Linked DNA regions of Homo sapiens: region 1 is linked to region 2. A link is a loop called in an ENCODE intact Hi-C map of the cell type or tissue named here. Cell type or tissue: heart right ventricle. All regions are shown on one strand. Region 1 has its middle 13 kb from the start of HEIH. Region 2 overlaps MGAT1 (alpha-1,3-mannosyl-glycoprotein 2-beta-N-acetylglucosaminyltransferase).

Evidence for each region. A loop is a pair of places that touch in the nucleus more often than their neighbours do. Peaks named below come from ENCODE experiments on the same cell type or tissue, not always from the same donor. Only the 100,000 strongest peaks of a DNase experiment are listed, where the experiment ranks them.
Region 1: it touches region 2 in a loop (2.2-fold over the local background); 40 of 110 quality-filtered maps call a loop at or near these places.

The regions. Positions count from the first base shown.
Region 1 is chr5:180,843,725-180,846,224 of GRCh38, forward strand. It overlaps a transcript of ZFP62 not described here. Among named protein-coding and RNA genes, the nearest start is that of HEIH, 13 kb to the left of the region's middle. RefSeq lists a silencer at 765-1,059. In heart right ventricle, no CTCF peak of the experiment used is centred here; no DNase peak of the experiment used is centred here.
Region 2 is chr5:180,798,327-180,800,826 of GRCh38, forward strand. All of the region lies in intron 1 of MGAT1 (alpha-1,3-mannosyl-glycoprotein 2-beta-N-acetylglucosaminyltransferase), which reads right to left. Among named protein-coding and RNA genes, the nearest start is that of MGAT1, 3.2 kb to the right of the region's middle. In heart right ventricle, a CTCF peak has its summit at 1,052; DNase peaks (open chromatin) are centred at 1,015 and 2,215; H3K4me3 peaks cover 2,500 bases; H3K27ac peaks cover 2,389 bases.

The sequences.
Region 1 (2,500 bases), 45 kb after region 2:
ACTTCATTAAGAGCAGAGAAGATATGAACAACGTATTACAATCTAATGGCTTTATGTAGATGACTGCATGCGGCATCTGCAGAACATGCATTCTTTTCAAGTGCCCACAAATCTTCACTAAGGTTAAACACATGCTGGGCCATAAAGCAAATCTCAACACAATTCAAAGGACAGCAGTCACATGGACCATGTTTTGTAACAACAATAACAAAAATATAACTAGGAAATTCCCATGTTTGGAAGTTAAAAAATATACTTCTAAATAAGCCATGGAATCTGTTGTGATTTCCCAATTTTCATTCCTGACTTTGATTATTTGTGCTTTTCTTTCTCAATCACATCAGAGGTTTACCAATTTTGTCTTTTCAAAGCAGCAACCTTGACTTTGTTGTTCTTTGTTGTGTTTGCTGTTTCATCAACTTTTGCTCTCATTCTTATCTCCTTCAACTTTTAAAAAGATAGTCAATTTAACAACGTTTGTACAAAATTTTTATAAAGTACAGAGCATTTTTATTAAGCCTTAAAATAATCTTGTAAACAGGTCTTTTCCCTCATTTTACAGATGGGAAAATGACAGAACAGGAAATAAATCCATATTATTGCACTGAATGGAATATGGCCCCATGGTTTGCACCCAAGACCAGAGGAACTTCACCTGCTCCTCTCTGGGGCTTTGCCCTGCCCACCCCAGGACCACTACTTATCCTCTGAGATCTTAAGGGACACTCACCAGAAATAGCCATGGTTAAGATGGTAAAAGTCTGGCTCTCACCAACCCTTCCTACAGTAATCTCCAGCACATCTGAATATTGCTGGGAAAACACAGGGGAAACAAGATGTGTACCATGTGAGTGAGCAGGCTGCCCAGGCCAGAAAGGCAAGCGTGAGGCAGCCCTCAACCCCCAACGTGTGGTTACTGGCCTCAGCTGGAGGCTCCTCCTGCTGAGCCCTTTTGCAGCCCGACAAAGACAAAACATGTTTGTTTAGAGACAATGGATTGCTTACTTAGAAGCAAGATACCACTCAGGAACATCCAAAAAATAACTTTTCTCATGTTTCTTCTCAAGTTTTGTCTGAGTAGGGGGTGGTCCTTGAGGGATTTCCTTGACTTCCAGGTAAGAGTTGTCCTCCACTGCCCAAGCATCTAGATGCTGAGTCTTTGGACAGGGCCACCACACTTCAGACTTATTCCATACATTCTTATGCAAATACTTCTCATTCTAGGCAGCCTTCTAAGGACCTTAACACTATTAATGTTTCCAACCCTCATTACAACCTGAGGTTGCTACTATTATCTTTACAAAAGACAGGTGAGGGCCCAGTATGGTAGCCTGTGGTGGTTCAGGCCTGTAATCTCAGCACCTTGGGAGTCTGAGGCTGGGCAGATTACTTGAGGTCAGGAGTTCAAGACCAGCCCAGCCAACAATGATGAAACCCTTTCTCTACCAAAAATACCAAAGTTAGCCTGGCATGGTGGCGCATGCCTGTAATCCCAGCTACTCTGGAGGCTGAGGCATGAGAATTGCTTGAGCTCAGGAGGTGGAGACTGCAGTGAGCTAATGCCCCTGCACTCCAGCCTGGGCGACAGAACGAGACCGTCTTAAAAAAAAAAAAAAAAAAAAAAAAAAAAAAAAAAAAGACACGTGAGGACACACAAGTTTAGTTACTTGCCTAAAGTCATCTGGAAATAAGTGAAAGTCCTTATTTGAACTCAGGCTTCCTTGTGGAGACCATGTCCTCGGCCACTATACTTCACTGACTCTACACAGGTTTCATGCAAACGGCTTCCTTCGCACAATGACACTATCCAGACCTGAGAACCGCCAGGTCTAAATGAGAATGGCTCCTCAGTAGGAAGACAATTGAAGTACTGTATTCTGCTTCCTTCTCCATGTCTCTAGGCCTTTAGCTGAAGCTGGAGAAGAGAAATGAAGGGTCTCCCCAGCCCAGGAACTCCTTGGGTACAGCTGTGGCCAATTACTCAAGGTCTTGATGCAGACAGACTTCAGGTCCCCAATGTCTGCCTTCAGCTAACACCATCTTCAGGTGTTGTCCTGGTGGTGATCCTCTCATTTCTGAATCCCACGGAGGAAAATTCCCCTGCATTGCAGGATTGGTGTTCAGTACCGTTTCACGCCCAGTGTCTTCATACACAAAACATGAAATTATTTTCCAGGCTTTCACCTTCAGACAAATTTGCTAATAGAGACATGCACTCCTATGGAAGGCTATTCCATACTCACTGTTTTTTCAGGCTTTTCTTTTCTCTTTCTCCTCCCCGCTTTTCCCTCCCCCTTTATTTTTCCCACTTGCATATCGTTCTCTGGAAGGAACCGGGGGTGGTGCCTAAACCATGTTCCATCCCTGGTCTGAGCAGGCTCAGCCGCACCAGTTCATTGGGTCTGTGCTACAAGGGAGACCCCACCATGTCTGGGATCAGCCTGAATGGCTTGTATCTGGCTGTAGGTACACTTGAGGACCTGGGCCCATTTCTGGAGCA
Region 2 (2,500 bases):
CCCATGTGCCAGCTCTGCTCTTCCCTATCTTCTTCACCTGGCACACTCTGATTCGTGTCTCTGCCAAGATGCCTTCCTTGACGCCTGGGACCATGTAAGGTCCACCTACCCTTCACCAACAGCAACAAGCGCAACCACTTGCTCAACTTCTCTCAGGCCCCCTCAGCTGCAAGCTACATGAAGACAGGGATTGGCTCCACCAGCACTGCCAAGCCGCTGTGCTAGGGCTCTCAACATTCAGCAGATGTGCCTGGGATCTAAAAACATCCACAGTTCCTCAACTGTAACTGCCAAATCCAAGAAGCACTAAAACACAGAAGTTTTCTAAACTCAATTGGCAGTAAAACCTCATCCAGCCTCATTTGGTAAAATCTGATCTGATCTAATATGGGGCTATTTATAGTCTTTTCTCTCTCCTGCTGTGGCTATTCATACATTTTGCTACAGAAATAAACATGGTGGCTTATGCCATGCTGCTTCTGATCTTCCACTACAGAGTAAATTCACCAGATCATCTTTTCAAAATCCAAAAAATTCTCAATTCTGAAATACATCTAGGACCAAGAACTTCAAAACTATGAAAATGGAAGTACAAAGTTACTCATTGACTGCTAGCATCCCATGTCAAGCCCTCCAGCCCTTTAACCTGAACTCATTCCTTCGTAGGAAACACTGTTTTAAGTCTGGACTCTTGATGTAGTTTCCCAGCTGGTCCACCTGTCACTAATCTTGCTTCCCTCTCACAAACCTTCCCAACAGCAACAGCGCATCCTTCCTGACAAGTACACCTGGTCACGACATTAACTTGCTTTAAAAACCATCAGAGGCTGCACTGCCCACAAACTCAAACTCAAACTCATTATGATGACATCCAAAGCCCTTCAGACAGACTGTCTGAAACATCCCTTTTCAACCTTACCTCCAACCACTAACCCCATGGACCCTGCACTCTGGCCTCAGCAGGCTGCTTTTTCCCCAGTAAGCATATACCTGGACGCTGCTGTGTCTCTGCTCCAGCTGGTCCCTCATCCTGGAATTTGACCCACAGCGCCACCTGCCAGCCACCCACACATCCTTTCAGGCCACTTCAGGTGACTCCTTCTGTAACATCACAGACAGAGCCAGGCCTCCCTATGACTACACTCCCACAGCACTCTCTCCACGCTGTAACAGAATCTGTGGCCACGCTGACCTGACTCCCACCTTCCTCCTTAGGAAAAAAGACTCTATGACCTCTGTGCCCACCACAGTGCTTGGCACATGTATGAGGTTCAAGTGGCTGGATGGAAGACTGCTTGCACTATTACCGAAATCAGGGAGAAAGATGGCCAACGCAGCAGCAAGAGAGTGAAGTGTGACATTTTCCAGAGATGACCGCACATATCCCATTCCATATGCTCTTCTTACAAGTGATAAAGACACTCCTGCCTCCAGAGCTGAGGGTCTATGTTCCCTCCCTTTGGTTCTGGGAAGAGATGCTATGTGACTTGTGAGACTAACTCATAAAAGGCAGTAGTTTCCACCTGGTCCTCTTAAGATGCTGACTCCTAGGACCCTGCTATATGGACAGGACACTGCTACATGGACAGGACCCCCATAGGTATTCCAACTGACCACCCCAGCTAAGGTCCCAGCTGACAGCCAGCATCAACCGCTAGACACAGGAGACAGCCCTCCAGATTATCCCAGCCCCAGCTGACTGCAATGGCGTGAAAGACCACAAGCAAGAACCACATAGCTGAGATGTTAATAAAATGATTCTGTTGTTGTAAGCCACTAAGTTCTGGGGTGACTCATTATGCAGCCATCAGTACCTGAAGCAATGAGAGAAACAGACTCTAGATAATCTTGACAAGCAGGGCAAGTGCCCTCCCTGCCCTCTGTGCTCAGCTCCAAGTCCAAACACTGAGGCCCTGTCTCCACTCATGTCTCCTTCCTTAGTAGGTATCTACTCCTGCATAATAAATTACCTCGATATTTAGTGGCTTAAAACAATAGTTATCACTTACTCCTCACAGTTTCTATTGGTCAGAAATGTGGACAGTGCAGCACAGAGGAGATGACGTGTCTCTGCTCCACTATGCCTGAGGCCTTGCTGAAAGACTCAAAAGCTGAGGGCCAGATGCCCCTAGAGGCTCTCACATTCTCTCACATGTCTGTAGGATGATGTTGGCAGCAGCTGAGACCTTATCAGCAGGAGTGCTCACTAGAACCCCTCTATGTGGCCTGGAAATGTCCTGGAAGTGGTGGCTGCATTCCAAAGGTGAGTGTTCCAAGAAAGCGGGCAAGCCAGGTGAAAGTGTATCCTGTTCCTGATTCAGCCTTGGATCAGGTCTGTCTTACTCACTGGTCAAGGGAACCACAAGTCCCTATTGACATGCAAGGGGAGAGAATCATAAACCCCACCACTAGGTGGGAAGTGGACAATGTCAAACTATAACTACATGTGGAAGGGGATACTTACGGGTGAGGCCCTTGAGGGAAAATACAATCTGCTACA